Regions from separate parts of the Homo sapiens genome. Here region 1 is linked to region 2. Evidence: chromatin loops called from intact Hi-C (ENCODE). Cell type or tissue: Calu3. All regions are shown on one strand. Links, peaks and the distances in the headings refer to the core of each region. The heading gives the core; the rest is flanking DNA.

What was found. A loop is a pair of places that touch in the nucleus more often than their neighbours do. Peaks named below come from ENCODE experiments on the same cell type or tissue, not always from the same donor. Only the 100,000 strongest peaks of a DNase experiment are listed, where the experiment ranks them.
Region 1: a loop joins it to region 2, with 1.9 times the contacts of the local background. A loop is called at or near these places in 1 of 110 quality-filtered maps.

What each region holds. Positions count from the first base shown.
Region 1 is chr1:172,245,861-172,262,060 of GRCh38, forward strand. DNM3 (dynamin 3) reads left to right here. Exons shown (of 21, transcript NM_015569.5): 15 at 7,713-7,822. Among named protein-coding and RNA genes, the nearest start is that of DNM3OS, 110 kb to the left of the region's middle. In Calu3, for the core only: no CTCF peak of the experiment used is centred there; DNase peaks (open chromatin) are centred at 9,181 and 9,531.
Region 2 is chr1:172,160,512-172,176,711 of GRCh38, forward strand. All of the region lies in intron 14 of DNM3 (dynamin 3), which reads left to right. Among named protein-coding and RNA genes, the nearest start is that of DNM3OS, 24 kb to the left of the region's middle. In Calu3, for the core only: no CTCF peak of the experiment used is centred there; DNase peaks (open chromatin) are centred at 5,090 and 7,990.

The DNA of each region.
Region 1 (16,200 bases), core at 6,810-11,809, 87 kb after region 2:
CCATTCTCACACTGCTATAAAGAACTACCTGAGACTGGATAATTTAAGAAGAAAAAAGGTTTAATTGACTCACAGTTCTGCAGGCTGAACAGGAAGCATGACTGGGAGGCCTCAAGATATTTACAGTCACGGCTAAAGGTGAAGAGGGAGCAAGCACCTCTTTCACATGGTGGCAGGAGAGAGAAAGAATTAAGGGGAAAGTGCCACATATACTTTTAAACCATCTGATCTCATGAGAATTCACTCATTACCACAAGAACAGCAAGGGGGAAATCCACCCCCATGATCCGATCACTTCTCACCAGGTCCTTCCTCCAACATTGGGAATTACAACTAGAGATGAGATTTGCATGGGGAGACAGAGCCAAACCCTATCAACGGGCATTCCAGGGGTGTCTTAGAGGCAATACCAGGGTGAGAAGATGAGTTTAATGGACAGGTTTCCTCATAGCCCCACTTGCTGCAATCAGAGGAGCTCCACTTTTTAATCTATTTAATATATAGGACTTGTCAGAATTTTTTTTTAATCAACGGATTCTACTGATTAAAAAAATAAGTCTGCAATTGTGATGGGAAAAGACAAGAAGGCTGGAAAATGAGACCTATAATACTTTTAGAAAAAAATGTAAATTAAGTCTGAGCTAGATAATCTCTTTTGAGGCAAAGAGAAGCAGAGTGGCAAATAGGCAAAGGTATTTCTAGTGGAAGAGATAGTTTAGTCAAAGATGAGAAGATACAATTAGAAACGTTCTGTGTGGAAAATGAAAATGCATGGACTTTCCTGGGAAGCAGGAATCCCATGGCTGGTGCAGTGGGTACAGTGAAGAGTTTGAATTTACTCTGGCGGGCAATCCAGTGTCTCAGAAAATGAGGTGTGGGTGAGGAGCATGATGAATATGTATGGTTACATAACTCTGTGTCAGTTACTCAGAGCATGAAGGGCTTGGATTAATATATGGAGCCATCACATTTTTCTTGGCTTTGGTCCCTACCCATAAACCCAGGATAATGTCTCCAGTTTCCCTGCTTGCAAACATTCTGGCCACAATGCATCAAAGAAAAAAATGAGACTTTGTTAGGAAAAATATTGATCAACATTATTATCTCTTGAGCAACAAGCAAATTATAATAATTGAATACTCCATGGTATCTCATGAGTTTTCAGTATTCTGCAAAAACATTTATCGTCCCTGGGTGAGGAATCTTTTTAACTTGGACATATCTATGCACTACTGTCCTGTCTTTGGACTGAGTTCTTGGTGGCATAGTCATTCTGTTACTCCTCTGTTGGCTGGCACAGTGGTACTTCGCGTGTGGTCTACGCACGTTTTTGGTGCGGATGTGTCAGAGAAATGTTCCATTCATTGCCAGGAGAGTAGTGTAGCACTGAGAGAGGACAAATAAATATCAGTTTCTCAATAGGAGAAAAAGACAACAATTAGGAGTATAAAATATGGCAAATACAATAATAGAGAACACACATGGAATGTTATATGAGTATAAGAAGGGGGTGGTAAAAACTAGGAATCTTTGTTCTAGTGAAGCATAAGTACTCTCTGCAACATAGAATATTCTGTTAGTCTGTCATAGAACCTGTTTGTAATTTGATTATTTGATAGCTTGAGAAAGATTGTCATGTTTCAGAATGTTAGAGCAAGCAAGTGAAGAATTTAACAAATATCACATATTTAAAAAATTAATTTGGTGCCATTAGTGCATATTTAAAAAACATATTTGGTGCCATTAGCGGCTTTTTCGTATGTTAATATTTCTCTTTATTACTCTATTATTATTTCTTATTTATTTATTTATTTATTTATTTATTTATTTATTTGTTTATTTTGAGACAGTTTCGCTCTTGTCACCCAGGCTGGAGTGCAATGGCGTGATCTCGGCTCACTGCAACTTCTGCCTCCTGGGTTCAAGTGATTCTCCTGCCTCAGCCTCCCAAGTAGCTGGGATTACAGGCATCCACCACCACACCCAGCTAATTTTTGTATTTTTAGTAGAAACAGGGTTTCACCATGTTGGCCAGGTGGTCTCAAACTCCTGACCTCAGGTGATCCACCCACCTCAGCCTCCCAAAGTGCTAGGATTACAGGTGTGAGCCACCATACCTGGCCTTTATTCTTATTCTTATTCTAATATAATCTCTTTTAAGTTCTACCATTTTTGAAAACTTTTCATCAGTTCATATCTCCTAGGAGCAGAATCTATGCTTTTTTTTGTATGCTTTTGAAGTATATTGGATTACCACAGTACATTTATGTGTTAAAGGTTTGTATGAATCAAATCAGAGATATTGGTTTAGGTTAGTAAAACTTCATCTAACAAACTGTATGATGCTAAGCAAAATACTGTAAGTTAATTTAAAATCAATCTTTGAAGCATTAAAACTAAGTGTTTTTATTCACCTCTGGTTAATTTTTACACAATGGTCTAGGTAGGCCCAGCATGTTGGGGTTTTATTTATTATGGATCATCAGCAGTCAATGTTTATTAAGCAATGTCTGTATATACACCAATGTAATAACTGTTACATGTAAACACAAAAGAATGATGACATAATCTTTACCCTCAAGGAACTTCCAATCTGTGCTTGAAGAGGCAAGCTAAACATAAATAAAGATTGCCATGCTAGATCGCCTATGACAAAAATTGTGGAAAATTTGAGAGTTATAGAAGAAAAAGGTCTATGATGTGCTATAATCAGGAGGTGGCCTTGAAATAAATTTCAAGGCCACAAGAACCTGCCTTCTTTCAGAGAAGGCGTTCCTGGCAAATAGAAGACAACACAAAGGCAGAGATAGAAATAAACATGGCAATCAGTCTAGACTTTGTAAAGATTTAGTAGTCAAAAGCAGTGTCTGTCAGTTAAGCATTTCATATAGTTTTCTTCATAGAATTTTTACTTGATTATCATATATATGTGACTATCAAACATCTTAATCAACACCTGGCTTTGGTTGTCAGACATTTTCAAATCAATTCAATAATATTTATAATATACACTGTAAGAATTTTTATGCCTAGCATCATGCTAGGCATTATATAGAAACAAGGAAGGACTCATAGTCTTACCTTTGAAGATGTTGTTGCTTTAATAGAAGAAAAGGTATGAACAAATACAATAATTAAAGCTGTCATCAAACCAAGGCTACTCAAATAATTCAAGTTATGAAACTCCCTATGTATAAATTGCCACGTGAATAAAGTCCTCCCAGTCCTTTGCATATGCAGGTCCTTTGCATATGCAGGAGCTATTCCCCCACACACCTGATCCTCTGCTCATACCCATTGTATCTCCTTCTAGTGCCTAAGTTATATTGATGGTGCTCTGCCAGCTAGAGACCATCACTGCGCACTTGCCAAGCCCATACCTATCTCTCATTGACTCTCTGGTTTCCTTTCAAGGTCAGCGAGCACATACTGTAGTCATCCCATAATTCCCACCTTCTACCACCTTGGTTCCTCTGCCTTTTACTACTCATTGTTCAGTTACTTCCACCTCAGACCCCTTTCACACAAAGATGCACCCTTTTTGGACCTGATCTGTTTCTTCCGTTTCTTCTAACTCTTGCCAAGTGAATTCAGGGAAAGAACACTACACTGATGCTCTCATGTTCCCTCTCTCTTTGAACAAAAATATCTCTATCATCCTGGATGCCTCCCATAGAAATATTGCTGGCGACCCTCCTGTATTGAGGAAAGATACTATATTTAAATATGAAGAAAAGAATGGTGTTGAATCAGTGACCTCAGCCTCTGAAGCCTTTGAAAGTATGCAGAAGTTCTTTTATGAATCTCTATTAAAAAAATCTTTCTCTAGAAGTTTACCAGTGCTTCCTTCAAAATGTCTACTCAAGATAAAATGTTTAAAATATCAAATTTCATTTCTTATTTATTACAAAAAAATGCTGTAAATTTTTGTTTTTCTCCATAACATAGAATATTATCTGTTAGTCTGTCATGAAACTTGTTTCTAATCTGATTATTTATTAGCTTGAGAAAGAATGTTATCTTTCAGAATGTTAGAGCAAGCCAGGGAATAATTATAACAAATATCACATATTTTAAAAATAAATTAAAACAACTTAAACAACTATATTGTGTAAGCTTATATAAACTGCTTAAACAATATATAAGCTACTTAAACAAGAGAGTTGACTGAACATTCTAAATTCCAAATGAGCAACGTTCACATAAATTTTCAAATGTAATGCACTTATAAATTGAAGCTGTCTCGTATAGTTTGAAATGAATAGAATAAATAATACCTATTATATTAATATAAGGGAGAGAGATGGGAGGTGACAGAAACAGACAAATGGTTACAAGTTTGAGAAAATCTTTTGCACAGAAAGTAGAACTTGAACTGAACTCTGAATACTAAACATTGCTATGTTAGGGAACTATTGAAGGAATATCTCAAGTTGGGAAAAGATGTATTTGGAAAAGATGTATTTGGTTGAAACAGAAACTTCTTATGGAGGAGAAAAGAAGACATTGGCCAATCAGGATTGAGCCAATTTGTAAGTGTTTTTAAACCTCTTCACATTAAAGAGGTTAGTGGATTTTCTTCCATAAACAATGGAAAGCTATTGAAAGTTCTGAAGGATTGCAATGAATTTGACAAAATCGTTTTCAAAAATCATCTTCTCTGGTGATGTTAGAGAAATTGGAAGGCAAGAGACTAGATAGGAGACCATTTGTGACCACATGCTTGTGAGATGCCAGGGACCTGGAATAATGTTGTGGGAATGTCAAAGGAGGGGAACTAGGACAAACTCTTCAAACACGATGTGACAAAGTCTTGAAGTAATAAAGGAGGCAAGAAAAGACGATGGGTCAGAAATGATAGTGAGGTTTCAGATGGGGTGACAGGGAGAATGAAGGATAAACCTGATAGCAGAAACAGGGAGGTCAGAAGGAAAAACTGTTTGGATGGATGAGAGGAAGGAAAGAGTTAAGTACATGGGGTATTTAGTGCTATCAGTAGAAATTTAATGGAACTACATATGTCATTTAAAATTGTCTGACAGCCAACTTCAAAACAGTAAGAAAAAACAGGTGAAATTATGTTTAATAATGCTTTGTTTACCCCCAATATATTCAAAATGTTATTTCAACATATAATCAATTAAAAAGTATTACCAATATAGTTTACATTCTCGTTTTAAGTTTTTGAGATCTGGGGTCTATCTTGCATTTCTAGCTAATCCCAGTTGAGCTACATTTCAAGTGCTCAGTAACTGCCTGTGGCTAGTGGCTACCATATTGGGCAGCACATTATTAGGCAGTCATAGAACTGACAAAAAAGATTTAGCACACTTCTTGATTAAGATGATGCTAAGACTGTATTTTGGAAATTATAATTCTGTATATTATTTCTCCTTCTCTATTTCTTTTGTTTATTTTAGCTATTTTAGATTCATGATGTTCTTTTAGCAGAACATCATTCTTTCCCCAAAGCACCAAGACTTTTTAGAAATATCCATGATATACTTTTTTATTGCCTAGAGTTGCTGCTGTCTCATTTAATTCTCCATTTGACTTACAACTTTAATAAATACATGTCTGAATACATTTTCTTCTTCCTTTGTCAGTCTTCAAAGTTTTGATTATGAAATAATTTAGCAATGTGTCCTCAAAGCCTGGGATAAATGACATTTAGTACTTTGGATATGAGGACCATTTTTCATGTTCCCCAGGCTGCATATGTGTGTGTATTTCTCTCATGTTTAATATCTGGCATAAACTTGCTGGAGTTTTGGTCTTCACGATATGCTAAAGAATGCAGTATAAAAGAGAGCCTACTTCTATAGAAAACAAGCCAAGGACATTGTGTTCCATCTTTACAATGAAATTCAGATTTCCCATTAAAAGGCAAATCTATCATTTCAAAAGGTTGAATAGGATGGTAGTTTAAAAGAATCCAGCTGCTTAAATTTAGGGCACTGAAAAACATTCAATAAAAAAAATGTTCCCTGGGTCTCAAGCATTTTCATTTGATTATGTATTGGATAGATTTTCATTAGGCCTAGAATTTTGCCTCTTAGAATTCTGTCCTAAAATAGTTTGACAACTGTTTTGAGAAAGCTGGACTCAACTATGGTATCTCATTTACGATTAAATTATGTATTTGCTGTTTAGAATATTCTTGTGTTTGATAATATATTCTTAACTTTTGTTGTAGAAATATTGGACTAATTTTGCAGTGCTTTACTTTTTCATGTTTATTGTTGAGCCTCTCTCACTCCTATTTAGTTTCCTTTATGTTTCTTCTTTTCTTTGGAGACATTGTCAGAACAGCTATTTTGTTCTCTAAGCGACTTCCTTCAATGTTTTCAGTCACCTGTTCACACGTGACTTTATTTTTGTAGCCAAGTAGAATGCTACCTTTTTGCTATTCTAATGTGCTCTGCCCAACTTTTTTCTGATTAATTTAGGAGTAGGAAGTGGAAAGGTGGGTGATACTCCCTACAATACAACATGTTACCCACAAACTGATTAGGGAGCACAGAAGAGCTCTATGCTATGCAGCTGAGCTACAAATTCTTAAGGAAGTAGTCTATATGCTGTAGGAACAAAAGGATTTATGTCAGACATATTTGTATGATGCACGTATTTCCCATGGGCATTAATAGTCGTTTATTAAAAGTTATGACTAAGTCTCCATTCTCTCCAGCTCTGGACTTTAGCCCTGCTCTCTTTCACGGGTAACACCAGAGATGTAACCTGGGACCATACAGAGGACCATGGTTAACAAGGGCAGCGCTTGTTATACCCCTGGTAATAGGTATTTACTAGGTTTCTTAAATTGAGTATTTGGCTCTCTCCTACTGGTTGTTAGGCATTTTTACATGTAAATAATATTGCCCGTGGGCCAGTCCCTAAAAGTAAATGTTTCCAATAATTTTTTGGCATCCAATGTTTTACTAACACTAATTTGGTCGCATTTGCAGACCTTACCTCTTCAATGTTCATATTCTTCCTAAACAATTGTTTATTTTGAAAGAGAGTTTGTTCTAGTCAATATCAGTCCACTTCTAATGAATTTTTCCCCAAAGAGCTCAACAATTTTATGGAATAATTCTTTTTCAGAATTCATATTTTATTCTAGACCCAAATGAGCAAGTACTTTTTATGCTTTATCATAGTTTATGGGGGGTATTTCATACTGGGGTCCTGTGCTTCCACTCCCCTGCCAACACTGGCTATCAAAACTGCTTAGGCTGCAAATAAAACAAGAAATGAAATCCATCTGGCATTTCTCATTGAATTAGGACCAGAACATTTTTGTTAAATATTAACAGATGGCTAAAGTCTTAATATCAAACTAACATTTAAAAACATCTAAAAGGACCCACATGAGGGGGAAAGGACGGAGGACCATGTGTTTTCTTCATCTCAGAGCCCTTCCTGTACACCATTCCCCCCGCCATTTTTCCAACCACATGTTGAGAATCACTGGGGCCTCCTATCTCTAATAACTTTTATTCCTTAATAGCTGGTATCAAAATGGCATGTGATGATATTATCAAGATAGTGTAATCAAGTGTTAGCCAACTCAGGTGATGTGTTGCCATTGGCATGCCTCAAGATCTTTTATTAAAGTCAATTTTCTGTCTCTCCTCTCCTCTCCTCTCCTCTCCTCTCCTCTCCTCTCCTCTCCTCTCCTCTCCCTCTTTTCTTTCTCTCTCTTATAATAGGAAAAAGAAAAGAAGTACATGCTTCCCTTGGACAACCTGAAAGTTCGGGATGTGGAAAAGAGCTTTATGTCTAGCAAGCACATCTTTGCACTCTTTAATACAGAGCAAAGGTAAGAAATTGAAACAGTTCCTGTCTTCAGATTTTTTTCCTTGAAGTTCTACATGATTCAGAGATCATATTTGAAAATAGTTCCTTTGGTCACACCTTGAAATTTGTCTGCTCTTCAGTTTTCCTTTCATTTATTTTGTATTTTTAAATTCCACCATGGGTTATGGCTTCAAAATATAAAAACTCAGACTAAAAAAGATCTTCAAGTGTTAACTAATTATTTCTTGCTTTTCCACCTGGCATGAAAATAATTCTTCATCCATTTTTTTTTTCTTTTTGAGACGGGATCTCACTTTGTCATCCAGACCGGAATACAGTGCTATGATTATGATTCACTGCAGCCTCGAACTCCTGGGCTCAAGCAATACTCCTACCTCAGCCCTCTAGAGTAGCTGGGACTACTGCGTGCATGCCACTGTGTCTGGATAATGTTTTAAAAATTGTTTTGTATGCAGTTGACCTCAAACTACCTGGGTGCAAGAGATTCTCCTGCCTTGGCCTCCCAAAGTGCTGGGATTACAGGCATGAGCCACTGCACCCAGTCTGTCTGTTCTTAAAGCTACATTTTGTTACCTTAAAGTCTTTCTTGTCCCAATATATTGTTTACATACTTACAAACTACTCTATGATAATTTTTAAAGTATCTGTCTAACATGAATGGATATCACTTAAGCTCTTCTTGAAGAGCGGACAAATTTCATATACTATGACTAAATTCAGGGAATAGAATTATTCAGTTATGGCAAATAAAAATGTATAGTATTTTACAGTTTTTCAAAGTGCTCTCTACATTCATTGTCATTGGTTTTTGTAACAATTGCCTTTGAGATCAAAAGGATACAGTTACAAATAAGAAAGCGTAGGCTCAGGGATGCTAACTCACTTTCTTAAGGTCATAAAACTGGTGCATGGGGGAGCTGGAACTTGTATTAGGACTTCCTCTAAGTACACTTTTCCTTCCACTCATTTTCCATTGTGTGCTTATTTTGTTCTGCTGTTCATGTGCAGTATCAAAACTGTATTTTGAGCTGACCATCACAGAGTGCCATGATCTTCACTGAAACTTAGCAGTAAAGTTAAATAAGCAAATGGAGAGGTAAGAGAGGATGGACTAGAGAAGTATAAAAGGGGTACAACTAGGAAAGGATAATAAAGGAGAGTTTTTCCAAATGAAAATGTTATAGGAAAAAGCTAATTAAAATTTGTGTGAGTCAGTTATTAACACAGTAAGTCATTAGGTAACAGAATCTAATTTTAACCCATTTTTTGAGGCTGCCTTTTATCTTTATTTAGCAATGAATGAAGTTACTTGATTAGGTTCAATGACTGGCCCAGGGTCAATCACACAGTAAATTAAAATAGCAAAAGAAGACGTCTTCCTACATTCCCAGTCAGTTGCTCAGAGTGACTCATAATACAAAAATACTTAGTAAAACCACAAAGCAAGCCATTTAAAGAATCGACAGGAAAGAAAATTAAGTACAACTAACTCCCCTACCAAATATTCAAATGGGATTTTTGAAGACAGTATTATTTGAGAGCAGCTTATGAAAACACACTGAAAATAATAAAGAATAAAAAGGTTTTCTAGAGAGAATAGTAGTGAGTCTGCCACACTGCAGCCAAGCTCAGTACTAGTTTACATGCCTTCATCAGAGCAGCAGAGACTCAGGAGATTCTAAAGCAATCATCAGAGGTGTGCTCAGCCTTCTTGCCTAGATGCAGAGTGGAACAGGTGACTGCCAAACAGGAAGTCAAACAAAATTGAATCCATGGTCAACCTGAAAAGTTCAGGTTATAAAAAAGCTGGGTGTAAGGTAAAAACAAGGCTATGGTAGACTATCATTTTTCATAAAATACAACTGTGGATTTTAAAGACAGCAAAAGTCACCGAAATAAGGAAACTGTGGACTTTGAAAAATCTAGATATTTTGGGATCTTGGAGTTCTAAAAAGGTATTGAATTCTGCTGCCACTTCTCAGTGACCTCAGTGAGTATATAGATGTACCCACATTGGCCATTGTCTTCTCCTTTGAAATGCTGATTCCTTTAAATCATTTTTGTGCTGGCAAGGACCTCCAGTGCAATGTTGACCACAAGCTGGAATCCTTGTCTTATTTCTCATTTTAAGGCTAATTTAAGGATGATTTTAAAAATTGTATAGTGAAATACCTTTTGATAGATGTCTGATATCAGGTGAAGATTTCTTGTGTTTCTAGTTACTAAGGTTTCTGTTTTCATTTTTAAATCATGCTTAGGAGTTGAATTTTATCAACCTCTCCACCTGGAAGATTGTATGATTCTTCTTCTTTAATCTGTTCATGTGGTGAAATATACTAATAGACCTTCTGATGTTAAACCATCCTTTGTCTCCTGGGATTAAATTTAGTTAGGTCACAATGTGCTATTCTTTATTATGAGTTCTTGGTTTAAGTTTGCTAGTATTTTAGCAAATGCTAAAATGAGTTAGATTGGCCCATAAATTTCCTTTTTATATTATTTCTGCCTGGTTTTAATATCAAGGTTCTGTTAGCTTCATAAATTGAGGTGAGAATAAGTCCTTATTGTTCTTTGGAACCCTTCATAAAAGGTAGGGATTAACTATTAGCTGACTGTTTGGTGGAAGTAACCTGTAAAATCATCTGGCCCTAGGAAGTATTTTTGGTAAGTAGGCTTTTAACTAGTGATTGAATATATTTAATGATTTCAGATTTATTTAGGTTTTCTGTTTGTTCCATGGATCCATTTGAATAATTGTATTTTTTCTAGAACATTGTCCATTCTGTTTTGCTTTAAATATATTGCACCAACTATTTCTTAATATTTTATTTTTCTAAGTCTCTGTTGTATCTGAAATTTGACTGATTTTTATTTCTAATATTAATCCTTATCTTTTTTTATGATCACTCTTGCTAGAGTTTTGTGTCTTTTCAGAGAACCAGTTTGTGGCACTTTTGAACATCTATTGTGTATATTTTTTCTATTCCAATAATTTCTGTTCTCTTAATTATTTCCTTCCTTGTATTTTCTTGTGTTTACATTTTAGGTCTTTTCAAACTTCTTAATTTAGATGTGTAGCTCATTAATTTTTATCCTTTCCTTTTCTTATATATCTGCATATAAATCTATAGATTTCTCGCCAGGTAGTGTTTAGCTGCTTACTACAATTTTTGAAATTTAACAATTTTATTACCATTCAGTTCTGTTTCCTATTCTTCATCATGTTTTTTTTTTTTTGAGCTATTTAAAAGTGTGTTTTACATTTTAGAATGCAGGGAATCTTATTGTTTTGTATCATTGATTTCTAACTTAATTGTATTGTGACCAAATAATATGGTCTAGTACATGATGTTAATAAATATTTCACATATACGTGAGAAGAATGTACATTTACTAGCTTGGAAGTGTAGGTTCCATGAGAGCTGATTGGATTATGCTTGTTAATTGTATTTTGCAATGTCTATAGTCATTATCTTTTCTTCATCTCAAATAATTCCAACATTCAGCAAGTATATATTAGGCAGCTGTTATGTGCCAGATACTGTTCTATGCTTAAAATACACCTGTGAATCAAATAGACAAAGACAATTAAACATTTTAGATACTATCTAGAAAGGGGAACAGGCGGGGAGACAAATAAAAACTCACAAAGAATCTTATTTTATCACATGAGCATTAAAAAGGTCGCTTTGTGATTGTGAGCTTGAATAAGCCTGCCAATTTTTGCTTGAGGCCAATCTATGTTATTAGATTCATACAAATTTAGTATTGTATTTTCCTGGTGACTTAAAAAATAATTTTGTGACAGCCCTCTTCATTCCTAATAATGCACTTTGCCTTAAAATTTATTTTGTCTTATGTTAGTATAGCTACACTAACTTTTTGGTTAATATTTTTTATTGATACATAATATTTATACGTATTTATGGAGTACATGTGATATTCTATTACACGCATAGCATATGTAATTATCAAATCAGAGTATTTAGGATATTCATCATCACAAGTGTATATCATTTATGTGTTGAGAACATTCCAAGTCCTCACTTCTAGCTATTTTGAAATATACAATATATTGTTGCTAACTATAGTCACCATACTCTAGTATTGAACATTAGAATTTATTCCTTCTATCTAACTGTATGTTTGTACCCATTAGCCAACCTTTCTTCATCCTCTCTCCCCAACCCCCACCAACACACACACACACACACACACACACACAGACAAACAGACACACACACAAACACACACACACAAACATTATTTCCACCGTCTGGTATATATCATTCTACTAACTACCTCCGTGAGATAAACTTTTTAAACTCCTATTTATGAGCAAGTACATGCAATATTTGTCTTCCTGTGTTTGGCTTACTTGACTTAACATAGTGATTTCCAGTTCTATCCATGTTGCTGCAAATGACATGATTTTATTCTTTTTTTATGGCAGATAGTATTCCACTGTGTAAATATACCACCTTTTCTTTATCTATTCATCCATTTAGAACATTTAGGTTGATTCCATATCTTTGCTATTGTAAATAGTACTACAATAAACATGGGAGCGCGTGTGTCTCTTTGATATACTGATTTCCTTTTCTTTGACTGAATACCCAGTAACGAAGTAGTTCTAGTTTTAGTATTTTTAGAAATTGCCATACTGTTTTCCATAATAGCTGTGCTGATTTACATTCCCACCAAGAGTGTATGTTCCCTTTTCTCCACATCCTCACCGCCATCAACAGATTAAATCTCATTACTCATTATTGGTTGGTTCAGGTTTTTTATTTCTTTCTGATTCAATCTTCGTAGGTTGTATTGTCCAGGAATGTATCCATTTCTTCTAGGTTTTCTAGTTTGTTAGTGCATAGTTTTTCATAATAAGCTCTGATGTTTTGTATTTCTGTATTAGTTGTAATATCTTTTTTATTTCTGATTTTGTTTAAGTCTTCTGTCTTCCTGATTAGTCTTACGATTGTCTTATTGATTTTATTTATCTTTTTAAAAATGCAACTTTTCATTTGGTGATCTTTTGTATTGTCTTTTTCATCTCCATTTCATTTAGTTCCACTCTTATCTTTATTATTTATTTCCTTCTATTAATTCTGGGTTTTGTTTGTTCTTACATCTCTAGTTCCTTGAGATCCATCATTGTATTGTTTATTTAAAATCTTTCTATTTCTTTTGATGTAGGCAATTATTGCTATAAACCTTTATCAGCACTGTTTTCACTTTATTTCATAGGTTTTGGTACATTGTGTTTTGATTTCTGTTTTTTTCAAGAAATTTTTAAATTTTCTCCTTAATTTTTCTCTTGACTCAATTGTGATTCAGGAGCATATTTTTCACTTTCCATGTATTTGTACTGTTTCCAAAATATCTCTTGTTATTGATTTCTGTTTTTATTCTATTGTTGTCTGAAAAGATACTTGATATGATTTTGATTTTTAAAAATTTTTTGAGATTTGTTTTGTGTCCTACTATATGGTCTACCCTAGACATGTTCTGTGTGCTGATTAAGAATAATGTTTATTCTTTAGCTGTTGGATGAAATGTTTTGTAAATGTCTGTTAGGTCTATTTGGTCTAATATGCAGTTTAAATCCAATGTTTCTTCGTTAATTTTCAGTCTAGATGATCTGTCTTATGCTTAGAGTGGAGTGTAGAAGTCCCAACTATTCCTGTATTAGAGTCTTTCCCTTCAGGTCTAATAATATTTGCTTTATATATCTGGGTGCTCTGGTGTTGGGAGCACACATGAGGATACAATCATTACAATCATTATATCCTCTTGATGAACTGACACCTCTTTCATTATATAATAATTTTGTCACTTTTTATTACTTAAAGTCTGTTTTATCTGTTGTAAGTATAGCTACTCCTACTCACTTTTGAGCACCATTTACATGGAACATCTTTTTCCATTCCTTTATTTTCAGTTTATATATGTCTTTATAGGTGAGAATTTCTTGTAAGCAGCATATAGTTAGATCATTTTCAAAAATTCATTCAGCCAGTCTATATTTTTTAAGTGCAAAGTTTAATCTGTTTACCTTCAAGGTTATTACTGACATGTGAGGGCTTCTTATCATTTTATTACTTGATTCCTTATTGTTTTTTATATCCTTTTTTCCTTTCTTTTTCTCTCATAATTTATCTTTGTGGTTTGTTGGCATTCTGTAGTGGTTACATTTAAGAATTTTCCCTTCCTTGTTTCTGTGTTTGCTCCACTAGTGGTTTTTATATTTGCATGTGTTTTCATAATGGTAGTTATTATTCTTTTGCTTTTGGGTGTAGGTCTCCCTTAAGTATTTCTTATAGGGGTGGTCTAGTGGTGCTGTATCTCTTAGCTTTTGCTCATCTGTGAAAGACATTATATCTCTTTCATTTAGGAAGGATAATTTTGCTGGGCATAATATTTTTGGCTAGCACATTTTTTCTTTTGGCACTGTGAAGATATCATCCCATTCTCTCCTGTCTTGTTAGGGTTCTGCTGAGAAATCTGCTGTTAGTCTGATGGGGTTCCTTTATATAGGTGGCTAGATACTTTTCTCTTGCTGTTTTTAATTTTTTTTCTCTTTGTCTTTGATTTTTGAGTTTGGCTATAATATGCCATGAAGAAGACCTTTTCAAATTGTATTTATTTGGGGATCTTTGACTATATAGGAATGTCTAAATATTTTGCTAAGTTTTGAAGTTTTTAACCTATTATTTTATTAAATAGGTTTTCTAATTCTTTCATTTTTTTTCGTTGTTTCTTGGGACACCAAAATTTGAATATTTGGATGCTTTATGATGTCCCATATGTCTTGAAGGTTTTAATCTTTTTGTTGTTGTTGTTTTTATTTTTGTGTGACTGGGTTATTTCAAAAGATCTGTATTCAAGTTCTGAGATTCTTTCTCCTGCTTGTTCTGTCTTACTGTTGAAGGTTTTGAATGTATTTTGTATATTATTCAATGAATTCGTCAGTTCCAAAATTTCTGCTTTTTAAAAAATTATATCTCTTTGATAAATTTCTCATTCATATCCTGAATTGTTTTTCTGATTTCTTTGTATTGTTTTTCAGAATCTTCTTTTTTTCACCCATTTTAAATATATACTTTAATGAGTTTTACAGATATGTACAGTTGTTCAGCCATTAACACAAGATATGCAACATTTCCATGATGCCCCTTCTTGTGTCTCTCTGAGCTTCTTTAGTGATAGTATTTTTAATTTTTCCCTAGGATTTAATGAATTTCCCCTCCCTCCCTTTCTTCCTTCCTCTCCTTCCTTCCTTCCTTCTTTTGAGACAGGGCTTCACTCTGTCACCCATGCTGGCGTGCAGTGATTTGATCATAGCAGCCTCTACCACTGGGCTTAAGTGATTCTCCCAACTCAGCCTCCTGTGTAGTTAGGACTATAGGCACATGCCACTATGTCTGACTAGTAAATTTCTTTTTATTGGGATCTGTTGCTGGATAATTATTGTGTTCCTTTCAAGGTGTCAAATATTCTTGCTTTTTCATCTTTCCTGTGTTCTTATGTTGATATCTACACATCTGGTATAACTGTTGCTTCTTCTAATTTGTTTGAAATTGCTTTTGAAAAGGAGAACTCTTTTCTGACATGTATCTATGGTATTGGTTGGGTAGGGTACTTTGCTTTTGAATCTGACTATGCGTAGTGGTGTAGTCTCTGTATGACTTCTTCATTTGTAGACAGCATCAGTGGTGTCTGAGACTACCTTGGTGGCTTAGAATGCAGTTGTTATTAGTAGAGGCTATGAAAAAGTTTTGCTGAGTACTATAACACTAGGTGGGCTAGTCTTTAGGCCCCAGGCCAGTGTGCACTGGTGCTGGTGTTGGTGGGTCCAGGAAGGCCAATTCTTGTGCCTCCAGGTTGCTTTCTCAGATGCTGCTAATGGCATCAGTGGGTCTGGCAAGTGAACAGGTTCTTAAGCCCCTGGGCAGTGGATGTGGCATGGGCAATGGCAGTAGCAATGGTGGAACATCCATCTGGGACCCAAGTGGTCCACCCCTGTGGTAGCAGTGGCTGCAAGAGGTTGGGTGGGCTGGCCCACAGACTTTCAGGTGGTGTGTATGGTTGGGTGCCAGCTGTGGTGGTAGTGCAAGTTGAATATGGCTGGTCTCAGACCCTGGGAGAAGTGCTTAGGTGCCACAGGTGGTCAACTGGCCTGGATGATCTTCAGGCCCCTGGAAAGTACATGCAGGTGATGCTCAGGCCCCTGGAAGGTGTGTATAAGTGATGCCCGTGTCCCTGGATGGTATGCTCAGGTAAAGGGGGAAGGAGTGGAGCTGAGCCAGGTGGACTTGCTCTCAGACCCCTCAGTGGTACTGGCTATGGTAGGCAGAAGTAGGGTGATCCCCAGACCAC
Region 2 (16,200 bases), core at 5,053-10,052:
GAATCCTCCATATCATTGTTTTCCACCTTCACATCTTGTCTTACTGGAAGGTCTTCGGTGGCAGTAACATGCATGGAACTGTCATCTCCTTTGCTAACAATACCTTCCTCTGGAATGCCTTTTCCAGGACCTGCCTATGACTGTTTTACAGTTAACTTTAGGACAAAAAACAGGTAGAAGGAGTACATTCTAAAATAATGAGAGATGTATAGTATAGTAAATATACAATTCAATAGCATAGTTGCTTATTATCATTATTAAGTACTATATACTGTATATAATTGTATGTGCTAGACTTTTATAAGACTGGCAGCACAGTAAGTTTGTTTACACCAGCATCAGTATAAACATGTGAGTAATGTGTTGCACTACAATGGCTATGAACCCATAGGAATTTTTCAGCTCCATTATAATTTTATGGTACCACCATTGTATATGCAGTCTGTCATTGACTCAAATGTTATGTGTTGCATGATAGTGACTTAAAATCCTAAGAATTACCTTATTAATAGGCTGAAACACACTGTGTAAATCAATACCAGTTTATTAACTTTGGTCCGATGGCTGGATTATTTACTCTTTTCTTCAGTGATTTTCATGACAGACTTCAGAATAAGTTTGCTAGTCTTTGGATGACCCTGGATTAGGCCGTGGTTTTCACCTCCTATATATTATTATTATATATATGTATATATTTTATAATAATATATATGATCCAGATACAAAGTGGTGCTTGCCATTCAGTGAAACAGTGGATAAAGAACAGAAAGCAGTTCAGGAGGAACAAACGAATGGCACTAGGAAGGAAGACAACAGAGCACTCGAATGTTATCATGGGCCGTTTCTCAGCCTAACTTCAGCATTATGAGACACTTATTAAGAATTTTTTAAAAGTTTATCACAGTATTAGAGTGAAATAATAGGGATATGAGATAAATCAACAGAGTGTTGCTGGAATGGGATAAAGAGAAGATAAAAATCAATCAAGAAAAATGCTTCCCCTTTGCTTGACATTGGTAATGAGACATGACTCCATTTAATACCTACATTTTAAGAGAGATATGAAAAATTTGAGAGGGGTACCACAAATGAGCAACTAAATGATTCAGGACTGCAATCTGGTAATGTAATTGGTGGGGGCCTGAGGAGGACTTTATGGGAAAAGGTGTTGTTTTGACTTGGACAGAAGGTTAATATCGACTTAACTGCCTCAAAATAAATTAGATTTCAGGGTAAGAAGGATGTTCAGCCACAGTTCATCTTCTGAGGTAAAATAAACAAACTAGTATAAACTGCTACCAGAGACATAGATTGAGCAAAAGAATGAACTCCATGAAATTGACTGCTATTGAACAAAGAGAGGTACCATCATGATAAGTTGTGGGTTTTCTTTCAGTGATTGTCTTTTTAAAATGAGATTTATCCGTTGGGGTTGGGTAATTTGGCTGTCTCGTTTTCTAAAAGTGTGATTCTCTAAGGCAATATTTTGGATAAAGTGTATTTGCCAAGGAATTAAAAGAGCTTTGTCTGACATTTGGTTAAATTTGTTATTTGCATACTTTAAAGCATTCATTCAACAAATATATATTAGACATGGACTTATGTTAGTAAATATTTTTATAATAGTAGGAAACATAGGAATATGTGCTATTATTGTCATTGAGAAACAATGTGTAATTTCTTGCCTAACCTCTGCTTTTGATTATTTATACAGTTTTTTCTAATGAGATAATTTAAACTTAGTATAATATATTGACGTATCTGTTGCTTTTGCTTGATTATCAGCTTTGAGATTTTCCTTAGAGAATGCATGATTTATAAGTTCAAAAAAACAACATTTTGGGTCAAATCATACACATAAGGGCTGCTTTCCAAACATTTGGCAGTAAATTCTGACCTCCTGATTAATGTCAAGTAGTTTACTTAATATATGATGTTGTCATGGTGACAATTACTCAAAAACACAAACATGGAAAGCAGAAAAAAAATAGAAAGAAAGAGAGATGGCTGACAGCTTTCTTATGTATTTCTCCTGCTTTAAACGTATTCCACTAAGGGGTAAGAAAGATAATTTTTCCTTGCATGCCTTTTTATACTTTTTGAATTTTGAGCTATATGAATATATTGCTAATTTTAAAGTGTTACATTATAATATTTTAAAATTTTAAAACAAAACTTTGGCTTTGTTTTATAAATAAAATCTCTTAAAAATTTTTCTTTTGAATTAAAAAATATCAGATTTCCCAGAATAATTTACTTCAATCTATTTTAATCTATACTGAGATCATTATGTGAGAGTATTACTCTTTTCTTTGTTTTCAGGGCTTTGCATAAGGTGACTTGAATAATATATGCAAAAGATATTTTGTGAATGAATACTTGTGAAATCTTTTAAATATTCCTTTAATACAGAAGCATATATTCTTTTCAAGACACTTACATAAGCCAGTTTTTGGTAGAATTCTGCCTATTCATGAAAGCAGGCATCCTTGAGACTTATTTTTCTTACAGCTTTACTGAAGTATACTTGACAAATAAAAATTATATCTATTTAAGGTGTACAATGTGATGTTTTGATATATGTTATGAAATGATGACCACAGTCAAGTTAATTAACATGTACATCACCTCACATCATTACTATTTTTGTGTGTGTGTGCAGTGGGAACACTTGAGATTGAGATCTAGTCTCTTAGCAAATTTCAAGTTTACAGTGCAATATTCTTTTTTTGTTTTTTTTTTTTTTTGAGACGGAGTCACTCCGTCACCCAGGCTGGAGTGCAGTGGTGTGATCTTGGCTCACTGCAACCTCCATCTCCTGGGTTCAAGCCATTTTTCTGCCTTAGCCTCCTGAGTAGCTGGGACTACAGGTGCATGCCACCATGCCCAGTTAATTTTTTGTATTTTTGGTAGATACGAGGTTTCGCCATGTTAGCCAGGATGGTCTCAATCTCTTGACCTCGTGATCTGCCCCCCTTGGCCTCCCAAAGTGCTAGGATTACAGGCGTGAGCCACTGTGCCTGGCCAATATTCTTAACTATAGTCACCATGCTGTACAGTAGGTTTCCGGAACTTAGTTTGTTGTATTACTGAAAGTTTGTACCCTTTGAGCAACACTTCCCCATTTCCTCCACCACCCCCAGGCCTCTGGCAACAACATTTTCTACTCTCTTTTTCTATGAGTTCAACTATTTTAGATTCCTTGTAAGTGAGATCATGCACTATTTGTCTTTCTGTGTCTGGTTTATTTCACTTAGCATGATGCCCTCTAGGTTCATCCGCATGGTCACAAATGGCAAGATTTCTTTCATTTTTAAAGCTGAATATTTCATTATTTCATATGTATGTATTTCATATGTGTATATGTATGTGTATATATGTATATATGCACATGTGTATATATGTATATATGCATGTGCATATATACACATGCATACATATATATACACACACACACACACACACACACACACACATCTCACATTTTTTTTTATCCATTCATCTGTTAAGTTGTTTCCACATCTTGGCTATTGTGGATAATGCTGCAATGAATGTGGGGTTGAGACTTTATAATGAACTAACCACTAACTGAGCTTTTTCAAATAAGAAAGTACAGTTGAAAACAACAGTAGCTTCCTACTTAAAGTAATAAAGGAAAAGGGGAGAGAATTCGTGTTTTATTTGTCTTTTTCCTTTTCTCTCTCTATTTTCTTTTCTTTTCTTTTTTTTTTTTTTTGAGGCCTTACTATGAACCAAAATAATATGACACAATCTAAGGTGACAGGCAGTGTTAAGGTCTGTGTTCAGGTTAGGGTGCTATTACTTAGTATTACAGCCAGAGGATCAGAAATACCCAAGTCCTCTGAGACTACAGCAATCACTTCCCCTATGGTTGCTGAGGATGCAATAATGGCAAAGAAAAGCAAAATAACACCTTGTTATTTTCTGGGGATTTGTCCCCAAATCTTAGTGCAAAAAACTCTGGCCAGCCAGGCCAGACCATGTATCTGGAGCAACCACTTCTCCTGAGGTGGTGAGGCATAGGTAGCTTCAAATCAAAGGAGGCCTTTACTATCCCAATGTTCATACCCAAGTTTTTGCGTCTTATCATATTCTAACCACACATAAAAGGACATCAGCCTTGACCCTAAAGATGCCAAGCACATGACGGTGTAAACCAGAGGGACAGCTATGCCTGTGTGTGCTGATCTTTTCCTGTTAATCCCTTTAGCAAGGGTGGCCCAATCTACCAAACCATAGCCACTCCTGCTCCTGGAGGACAGAGGCAGTGTATGAGGAAGGTAGTGGGAGTGGTTTTAAAGGACCCTTTTTCCTAAGGGCATCAGACATGGTAACCCTAGGGTGGTCAAAAGTGGCTGGGCTACACTGCAGTTCTTCTAGTCATTTGTTTCAAAGCCCAAAGCAAGCATGCCTCCTGTTTATACTAATGGCACATGTAACCCTTTTTGTCCTGAGGCTGAGTACTTGGCACAAACACAAGCTGGTCATTTTAACCAAGAGTACAATGTAGTCTGGAGATCCAGTGTTATTAATTGTCCATTTTCAGCCTATCTAAAGGAGCAATCTTAGTAAATCCACTTACATGTATGTGCATGTTAAAGACCTAACTGGTCTTTAACCTGATTCCTTTTTCAAAAATACAGCTTTACTGGGTGAAGTGTAAATGGAAACTCTCTACTATTCTTCCAATGCTTTGGTAAGTCTAAAATTATCTCAAAAAAGTTTTTTTAGAAAGTGGAAAATAAAAGATAGAACAAAATGACAATCTCTTTCAGGGGAAAAAAAGGTGAGAGTAACAGAGTAAAGATATTTTACTTTAAGGAAGTAAAGATATTTCTGCATGTTTAATATTTATACGCATACACAAAATACAGCTTTTATGATACCACACTGCTCAAAAACTCTTAGTGACTTCTTATAATTTATAGGTTGCAGTTCAAATTTGTTAGTCTTGGAATGTAAAGGTCTCTTAAATTGAGCCCCAGCCTACCTTCCCAGCATTATAGGTTACTATTATCCTGCTCCAGATCCCTAGCCAAACTGGGCTCCTCCCTGACCTCCAGCAGGGATTTCCCCTTCTACCTCATGAAATCTACAGCAACCAACGCTGCAAGGAACATTTAAATTCTTACTTCCTTCAAGAAGTCTTCCCGGATCACCTCCAACTCAAGGTAATACTTTATTCCTCTGTGACAAATGTTGCATAGAAATCTTTAATGCTTCTTTAAAATATATTATTTTTAATATTCATGTTATGTGCTTATGTCTCATCTCTCCACTAGAATTTTTAAGCTATTCAAAGTCAGGACCTTATATATTTTTTTGAATTCTTCACATTGCCTAAAACCTTAATTAATTAAGGAATCCCACAAACTTTTATCAATTATCTTTTTTGTGCCAGGCACTGTGCTGGGTGCTTGGAATATAAAGCATAATAAAAAGATTTCTTAAGGAAGCCTTTCTTGTTTCCCCCTGGCCAGCTTAGAGGGTCTCTCTTCCGAGATCCCATTGCATCCTGTCCTAATCACTATCTTATTAATACTCAGGGGTATTGCACCATATGGTTTGTGGAGTATGTGTCTGTTTCCTCCAGGATGCAAGCACCTTAAGAAGAGACACTTGGTCTTTTTTCATTATATCCCCTGAACTCAGAATAAAAATGTAGAAATGCTCAATATATGTGTGCTGAATGAGAAACTGCAGCTGAAAGTTGTGGTTGGTTAGTGGAATAATTATAGCTGATACCCTCAATTAAATAGGTGATTAGCTTTCAAACAAAATACATTCTTGTGATTTCTTTTCTTTCTCCTCTTCCAATTAATGTATATTTTTAATCATCATCACTAAAGTACCTCACGACATAAGTTTTATATATGCTGTAATATGAATACATTTGCCATCATAGTGATCACATCATATATAGGTACTACAGATATATACAAGTTTTTTGAATTCCAGGAACAAATGTGCACTGCCAATTTGATTATCTCTAGCTATAGGTATCAAGTTAGGATTAGACCTGGATCCCCTGAAGACAAGTAATCCAACGTGGGTTTTAATCTGTTTTTGAATTCTAAGTATCTAGCGCAAGCAAGGTGCCTAGAACATAGTATACAATAAAAAGTGTTTGCAGAATTAATTATATGAATAATTACATTTCCCCATCCTACCCAACATATTTTTTTGCTAGTCATTTTAATCTCATTTTTTTATCAAAGCTGCTAAAAAATAGAACTTACTCATTTTAATTTTCTACTACTCTTCCTGCCTTTTTGCTCTAAAATCCTAAAATGCCAAAAGTGGGAGCTTGAGACTAAAAAGGAGCAACAAAGATTTATGTCATCCAGAAGTTCATTCTCAGATCTATATAAATGGCAAAGCATTGCATTCTTTTTTTTTTTTAATACTTTAAGTTCTAGGATACATGTGCACAACATGCAGGTTTGTTACATATGTATACATGTGCCATGTTGGTGTGCTGCACCCATTAACTCGTCATTTACATTAGGTATATCTCCTAATGCTATCCCTCCCCCATCTCCCCACCCCATGTCAGGCCCTGGTGTGTGATGTTCCTCACCCTGTGTCCAAGTGTTCTCATTGTTCAGTTCCCACCTGTGAGTGAGAACATGCAGTGTTTGGTTTTCTGTCCTTGCGATAGTTTGCTGAGAATGATGGTTTCCACCTTCATCCATGTCCCTACAAAGGACATGCACTCATCCTTTTTTATGGCTGCATAGTATTCCATGGTGTATATGTGCCACATTTTCTTAATCCAGTCTATCATTGTTGGACATTTGGGTTGGTTCCAAGTCTTTGCTATTGTGAATAGTGCCACCATAAACATACGTGTGCATGTGTCTTGATAGCAGCATGATTTATAATCCTCTGGGTATATACCCAGGAATGGGATGGCTGGGTCAAATGGTATTTCTAGTTCTAGATCCTTGAGGAGTCACCACACTGTCTTCCACCATGGTTGAACTAGTTTACAGTCCCACCAACAGTGTAAAAGTGTTCCTGTTTCTCCACATGCTCTCCAGCACCTGTTGTTTCCTGACTTTTTAATGATCACCATTCTAACTGGTATGAGATGGTATCTCATTGTGGTTTTGATTAAAGCATTGCATTCTTAACTGAAAATTGCTGATTCTTACTAACAAAGGAAATCTCATTTTTTTTCCATATAATTGATGCCCTCACTTATTTACTTGGGACAAACAGGTACATAATTTGCCTTCATAGAATTATCAAAATCAGTGTACTGAAAATTTAAATGCAGTCACAATTATTTAGTTCATGTTGCTCCAAAATATCACATTAGGAACTTGAAGTAGAGAGACTTCGAGTTGTTAAACTGTGTCTTGATAACTCATATTACCACAGTAAGATTTTTTTTAAGTGCAATTTCCTGCAAAGTGGAGATTAATTCCTGACGCTTTGAGGTTTTGGGTTCTTCAGATAAAAGACTACAAAGGGAAAACATGAACATACCATCTCCGGGAGTAATTATACTCTTTAGCATTCATGGATGTTATGCTATTTTCCTCAACATTAGCACAACTTTGCCCTATTTCAGAATAAAACAAACATTTCCTTATGGCTTTAACTACCTATATCATAATTCACTGTGCAATAGCTTTCAGTGCTAGGATGTTAGGTAAATACTTGATTAATGAGTTACTTTAGATTACTAATCATTAAATATGGTCTCCCTTTTTTTTTTGTCTTTTCTTAAAATATTAACTACACTGGGAAAGCAAGAAAGCACACCTGCCATTTCCTCACTATGGGCTATCATTTCTCCTTGTATGTGTTAACACAGAGAATAAAGGAGAATCCTGTATATTTTAACAAAAGGTTTAGTGGTCATAGCAGGGTGAATGCTTTAAATAGGGCTGAGTATGCAATTGTTCTATTATCGAGACAATTGCCTGATTGAGAACAGCTCTCTGGAAAAGCTCCAAGTATGTGTCCAGATTACCACAGGGTGCTTGGAGTGATTAGAATTGCTCATGAGCAACCAAATGCTCTGGCTTGTCTCCACTAAGCAATTGAAGTATATGGGATCCTGAGAGACATGACTTAGTTGAAAGTATTCTCTTCCTGTTCTAGCTTTCTTTGCCTCACTGGAAATATTAAATGCACAGCAGACCTCTATACAGGAAGCCCAAATGCAGACATTAGGTTTGCAAGGTGTCCCCAGCCAACTCCACATGAGACAGGCCCCTCACACGGTCTTATTGCCTATAGAGTCCTGCTCTGATGAGAACTTTCAGACATTTTAAAATTAGGCATAGATTATCAAGCTGCACCAAATTGCCAAGTTGCAAAACCCGAAGATTATCAAGGGGTTTCTTGGTAAAAGATTATCAAGAAGGGGTTTCTACTATGTTGTAAGAGGTGAAACTTGGCATACATTTTAAGACGAACATGGTCCTTTTGCATTTGAATTTTCAAAGGTGCAAATAATTATAAGTCAGGGATGGTGAAAATAGTAGTAGTCTTTGGATATATACATTAGCTTTTTTCTTTTGAGCGCTCACCATAGTATATCTTGCTCAGTTATCATCACCATGCAATTTTTTTTATAAGACAGAATCCTTCCCTATTTCTGCAATTTGTTTGGAATGAAATTCCATATTGAGGGGATATTCCTCCATTGCAGATACTTTTAAGAAGAAGCCTCTCTACCAATTCTCCATCAACCTGAATGAGCTGAGTTTGGGTACTCTCAGAGCTTGAATGGGTCAAATACTCCTTTATTTGCCACTTGGGCTCCTAATTACCCCAAGTCCTGTCTTTTTAGCTACATCTCTGTGACTGCTGCTTCTCAGAAGAAAATGATTCATTCTGTTATTTTCATGAAATCATGAAGAATCCCATAATCTTTTCATCCTATCATTGGGCATTTAGTCTTAGGGAAAACAACATTTTGCCTAAGGGTGTTTGGTTTTCAAATGGTTGAGCCTGACTTTTTGGCTTCTAAGGCCATGGCCACTAATGCCACTGAGCCTTGATCAAATTGCCCTTAAAAATATTGTAGTTAATATAAGCCTTTGAGTTTGGCTTATATTAACTAGAATATTTAATTCTAGAAATTAATATTACTAGAATTAATAATAACCAGAAAGATCTAGGGTGACTTAAAAGAAAACTTCATGAACAAGATTGACTTACTAGAAAGCATGTTTGTAGGCATGAACATAGGTTAATATTATTCCATTTACTGGCTGAGTGATGTCAGGCTAAGCTGTTATTTGATGTGAACATCAGTTTCTAATAACTAAAAAATGGTTTGTTGTGATATTTAAATGAACTATCCATAATTTTGTTTCTTTTTTCTTCTTTTGAAGAATTTTGATTTTCAGTTTTAACATCAAGGAACCAAGGGCAAAACTTAACAGCATAATGTTGGGTTTTACAGTGTGCAAAGAAATCCCTTGAAGCTCTGTTTATAAACTTAGTTGCATTTTTTTCTAAGTATGTTTAGGAAGCAGATTTGGAAGGAGCTAGAGATCTATGCACTACAAAGCACTAGCTTCTAGATCAATGTTTTCAGCAGGGAAGGATTAGGCAGTAGAAGAATATCACATGAAGATAAGCTAGAGAGTTTTTTGTTTTGTTCTATTTATGTTTTAAATTCATATACATTGAACTTTAATATATGTTAAATACTTATTTTTAAGTCCTCTCAATATCAAGTGGAGGTGCCATTAATATTCCCATTTAGTAGATAAGGAAACAGGCTTGGGATGTCAGATATCTTGCCTCATGTCTCATGGCTAATAAATGGAGAAGCTGCTATGTGAACACAGATGTGCTAGACTTAAGCATTTAACAACAAAGCAGGAGGGTAAAGATGCACGGGGCCCACTCTGGAGTCAGGTCACCACTTACTAGCTGTGAAACTTGGGTTCTTAATCTCTGGGTCTCTTCAGTTTCATATCTATAAAATGTGAATGTGAATGAAAATAGGATTAAATGAGTTAATGTGTGTAAGGCTCCTAGTATGGGGAAATGAAATATAGTAAGAACTTCAGTGTTAATTGCTGTTGTCAGTATTACAATTGTTTGTTAATGACAGTCATTTTAGGGTAATCTGTTTAGAATTTATGAATGGCATATCACAATGCTGTTTTTTTGTTTGCTTTGTTTTTCTGACTGAAGGAGCCAGGGAGCATTTCAGTAGGCATTCTCTACATCTCACCTTCTCTAGTCTGCCCACAAATCCCATCATAAATTCTTGCACAGTCCATGTTTGAAGAAGACTGACTGGTGCATTGCACCTTTTTATAACTAAATCATGGAGAAGAAAAATTGCATTTCTGAGTTTCTAGGGGTCATGCCAACTCTGTCTTCATTTTATACTAAACTAAAAAATAGAGGGGAAAAAAGATCTGGCTGAGGTGATATTTCTATACTGTTAGAAATAGTGACGTTATTTTTCATGAGCCTGGAGTTTTTAACTTCTGCCCATTCTTTAATTCATGATCTCTTCTGTATGCTGGTCTTGTTTGTTTGCTCCTTTTCAACATAACTTCTGAGAAATAGAGATTGATTAGTTTTGTGCCTCAAAGGACATACCTCCAATTGCTCTAATAAGTCCAAAGGAAGATGTGAGGAATAGCACATAATTCCAAACAGAAGAGGGTTTGTAGCTGGTATGAATTAACTACTGATCTTGATTCTTCCTCCCTATACTTACTCTATATTACCTTCTTTATTCAAGTTCAACTATTTTGACTTTTGGGGACATGTAACAATAAAAATGCTTTCTTTCTAGTTATTATGATCATGTTATTGAATAATTCATTATATATATTTTTAAATGGAATTGAATGCTGTATGATAAAAGTATATGAATAGTTTTTGCATTAGAAGGCAGAAGAAAGTATGTGAGTTGAATATAAGAATGAGTTCCTCTGAGTAAAAAGTTACATTTCGGAGAGGTATGACTGCACCTACCTATTTACTACAGAAAATAGGTTAGCTGTGCATTTTATCCAAACTTGTTATTTACTTGTCATTTTCCATTTAAAACAGTTAGGTAGAGTAGCTGTATACTGTCTACAACTGCTGTGCAGAAAGACCTCAGTGCCAGCTTCTCCTTGGTGTAGAGTGAAGAGATACAATCATGCTTTGGAAAATGTGTTGATATCAACCTTAGACAGAAGGGTTAGGCTGAAGACAATCTCTCACAATGATTGTAAAATTGACTTAACCAATACTTACCGTGTGGTTATCTTCAGTAGTGCTAATTTCTGTACTCACAAGATAGATAGAAGTAAATAGGACAGTGTCAAAAAAATTTCTGTAAATAGTAGTTATTGAGTCTTTATTCTCTTCATTGCAGAGGGAAGCTGAGAAAAGGGGATGGGGGATTATATTCCAGACACAAGAAATCTCCAGTATGGAGGTTTGGGAGCATCAAAGAATGGGACTGGAGAACAGCACCTGGTGCCTGTTGAGTAAGAGGTGCTTGCTGCTTATTGAATTGATAAATATTTATTGATGGAGTAAACAGGGTGCTGTGAGAAGAATGATGGGAAACAACCCTCTGGGATGTAACAGGGAAAGGGTAGAGAGCCCCCTAAAGAACTGAAACTCCATCTTCTCAGTAAGTAGTTAACAACTTGGGTGCTGCTGCCTAGTGAGGAAGCCCAAGTTCTTCATAGGTGTGTCTCCAGGCCTTCACTTATTCATTTTTGTTACATCTGCAAATACAGTAGTCCCCCCTAATTCACAGGGACTACATTCCAAGACTCCGCATAGATGCCTAAAACCACAGATAGTACTGAATCCTATGCATACTATGCTTTTTTTCCATCTGATAACCGAGACAGCTACTAAATAACTAACAGGTGGTTAGCAAAGACAGCATGGATACGTCGGACAGAGGGATGATTCATATCCCAGGTGGGATGATGGGAGATTTCATCATGCTACTCAGATTGGTGCACAGTTTATAACTTATGAATTGTTTATTTTTGAAATTTTTCATTTAATATTTTTGGACCACAGCTGACCACAAAAGAGTAAAACTTGGGGAAAGCAAAACCATGAATAAGGGGACTACTATACTTACTACTGTATTGATATCAGCCTTATGCTGAGTTGGTGGGTCATGTGACCAATAGAGAAGGGTACAGTTCTATGTAAATCAGAGATAAAGATAAGACACAAGATGTGATGTAATGCCAAGCCAACCACCAAAGAAAAACTGCGGAATTTAGTGAGTTATTGAAGCACTTCCCATCCCGAGTAGGCAGGACAGCATGTGTGGTTGGGAAAACATTTCTTCTTAAACAAACGGTGATGCAGTGCTGAAGAGCTACTGAAGGAAGAGTATACACTCATTTCCAGTTTTTCCAAACTTGGCATTTTTAACCATTGTTGGCCTTTTAACCTCTTTTAGTAATTCTATCTATCATTTGTGCTATGCACATAAAAAGATAGTAAGCTACCATTACAGGTGGTGAATAGCTCTGGAAGGGGTTTGAGCAAGGAAACAATTTTATGAGGCTTGTATTTTAGAGAGATTATTCTGGTAGAGGTGTGAAGGATGGATTGGAAGGAGGAAAACTTGGAGAAAGGGAAAACATTTCAGAAGTGACTGCAATGTGTGAAAGATGATGGATGCTAGAACTAAGGCACTGACGGTGAAGATGGAGAGCCAGGGATGGAAGAGGGATGTTAAAGTAATAGAATTGATGAGCAGTTGCTAAGGGAGTTGAGAGAGAGAAGAGTCAGGGATGACGCCAAAGTTTTTGTTAAAGCAAGTGAGCAGAGTGGCAGTGTCAATAACTACATAGGGAATCTAGAAGAAGATGCAGGGGGTGGGGATGTTAAATGTAATAATTATTTCAGTTTTGGATATACTGAGATTTACACACATATAAGTCATTCAGGTGAAGACATCCAATTGAAAATACAAAACTTAGTCTCAAAAGAGAGCTTTTTTTTTTTTTTTAAACAAGGTCTTGCTATGTTGCTGTGTTGCCTAAGCTGGTCTCAAACTCCTGACATCAAGCAATCCTCCCACTATAACCTCCCAAAGCACTGGGATTATAGGCTCAAAAGAGAGCTTGAAGTCCCCAAATGAATCAGGGAGAAGTCTAATTTCAAGGAATGATTTCAGGGTAAATTTAAAAAGGAAAGAAAATTATGGTTAGATTTACTTCTCATTAAAAGTATTGAAGTTTAGGGTTAATAGTTGAGATAATTCTTAGCATTAATGTTTGCCTTTCAAGGATTTAATATTCATTAATTTTGCTTGGCCTATAATTTTATATTTTGCGGTGAACATAAAGCATATTCATCCCTAACTGGAGATCTCTGCAGCTTAAGTCTTCTGGATCATATATGGCCAGGACCAAGCCAGGACAATAGTATTTAAAAGCCAAATACCTAAGAGGAATACCAAACTAGAAATCCATAACTCTGGAATGCCAAACTTGAAATTATGATGAGTTACTGGTGATACCATAGTAGTATGTTAATAAGAAAATAGTATGTTAATAATAGTATGTCATAATAGTATGTTAATAAGAAAAACTAGCTCTGTTGATTTCATTGACTAGAAATATAAATTATGTTATTCTTTATAAAATATACACTCTGCAAAATGAAGACTATGCTTTAGAATATTAGAAAATATTTCTTAAAAGTACAGTAGCCGAACCTGAAACAAATTTGATGGTTGAGTATAGAATGATTTTTTTTTCTCCTTTTTTTCCTGGGCTTGAGTCCATCAGCTTAGGAAGGAAATATAAATTAATGGAACCTAAGTTTAAATTTTAAATCCAAGGTTTTGAGACCTGTCCTGCTGAACTGTGGATCCATCGTGAATATGCTCTGTTTTGAAATAAATTTGTCCATAAATGATGGAGGAAGATTTCAGACCAAAAAACACTTTTTTCCTTGGCTACATCTGAGACTTGGATACCCACTCTTGATTTTTGCTGTTTGGTTTAGAAGGGACTGACAAGTTACACGTTGTTGATTTATCTTCCTTGGCTGACATTTTTTAACAAATGTCTCAGTGTTAGAGTTGGTGTTGTGCTTGATGTTTTCTCTTCTTACTCTTTAATATCACTTGTTAATTTACCTTATATCAGAAAAAGCATGCAACATATGTGTTAGTAATGATGTCTACTGAGGGAAGATTGGCAGACTATCCTATGAATGGTATGTAGACTGCAAGTAGATCATTTTGTGTTTTATATTTTCACAAATGGGTGAAGGATATTGCTGTTTCAGGTTTACTCTCTAACATTGAGGGAAACTACAATAGGAATTCATTATGAATATTAACAAATATTTTCTGAATAAGATATCACAAAATGGTTCAGAAAGTTTCCATAATTTATCTAAGTGGCTTTATATCTTTCAAGAACAGAAAGTCGAATAGTGGGATCAGCATCAAGTTGTGGATATACTGATTTTTAAAAATTATTATCTTATTTCATATGGAGTAAATTTAGTTCATTGAAGCATACAGCATTCTAACAAAACAAGTACCAGGGAATTTTATTTCTAACAACAGTTTACCAATCTAATGGCCATATACCCTCTCCTGACTTTAGCCAGGCACCTTACAAAATACTGCTGTTGTTCACACGGGAGACAAGGAGATGAGTATGACTGGATCAGCAGAAATGTATTCCTACTTTTGGAAAAATAATGAAAAGCACACACACTGGCTCTGAATCAGTAATATCTTTATTTGCAAACAATAATCTTCTTTTACTAATTATGTATAAACCTTTGTTTTCTTCTTTAATTTTTACAAGTGATTACAAGTAAACTGATATAGCAGGGAAATCATATATTTCAGTGCCTCAAAACCTGTTAATATTGATTTATCCATTAGTTATCATTGAATACTTACTATAGTTGTAGATTGTGCCATGGGAAAAATAGAGAAAATGTAAGGTATGATCCTAATTTCTTAAAGACCTGACAGTAAGAAATGGAAGTATCCATTCATATATTTAATTTCAGTGATGTTAGAAATCCCATATTCTTTGAAGCTAAGTAAGTGGTATAGATAATAAGTACAAATAAGAAACTGGAGGAAGGAGATTCCTCCAAGAACTAATAGCAAGAAATAAAATTTTGTGAAGGAGATGGGAGCTAAGGTGCACTTTTGGTAAACATTTTATTATAACAAATTTCACACGATCAAATGTTGAAAGAATTTTACATTGAATATTAGTATGCTCTCTACCACACTGTTGACATTTTACTATACTTGCTTTATCACATATTTGATATATTTTAATGATAGGTAGAAATTGGACAGGTCCAGCTAAAAGGATGAAAGTTTGCTCAAGAGTGGGAAAAGTTAGAAGGTAGATTTTGTGGTAGACATGCTCCAGTGGTCTCTATACACATTCTTTATAATCCCCTCTCATGTTGTTTCAGGATTGGTCTGTGTAACTGTGGTAGGCTAAGTAATCCCTCCAACCCTCCCAAGGGTGTCCATATTTGAATCCGTAGAACCTGTAAATATGTTATCTTATATGGCAGAAGTGACTTTGCACACGTGATTTGTGAATAAGTTAAGGATTTTGAGATGGAGAGATTATTTTGGATTATCTAGGTAAACCCAGTGTAATCATAGGGTCTGTTTAAGGGGGAGGCAGTAGATTCAGAGTTGAAGAGAAGATATAGGGTGGAAGCAGAAGTCAGAGAGGAGAGAAGATACAATTTTTCTGGCTTTGAAAGTAAAGAAGCTATGAACTAAGGAATGTAGGTAGCTTCTAGAAGCCAGAAAAGGAAGGAAACATTTTCCCCTAGAGCTGGTCATAGGAATGCAGCTCTGCTGACCCATTTTAGACTTATGATCTCCAGAACTGTAAGGTGATAAATTTGCATTGCATTAAGCCACCAAGTTTGTGTTAATTTGTTACTGCAGCAATAGGAAACTAGTGCCGTGACCAACAGAATATGGCAGGAATTAGGGCCTGTAAATAGCCAGGTTAGTGAGCTTGGATGTTTCCCTGGTCAGATCTTCAGATGATTACAGTTCCAGTCAGGAGCTTGACTGCAATCTCTGGGAGTCCCTGAGCTAGAATCACCTAGCTAAGCCAGTTACAGATTCCTGACCCACAGAAATGTAAGATAATCAATGTTTACTGTTTTAAACATCTTAGTTTGGGGGCAATTTGTTAT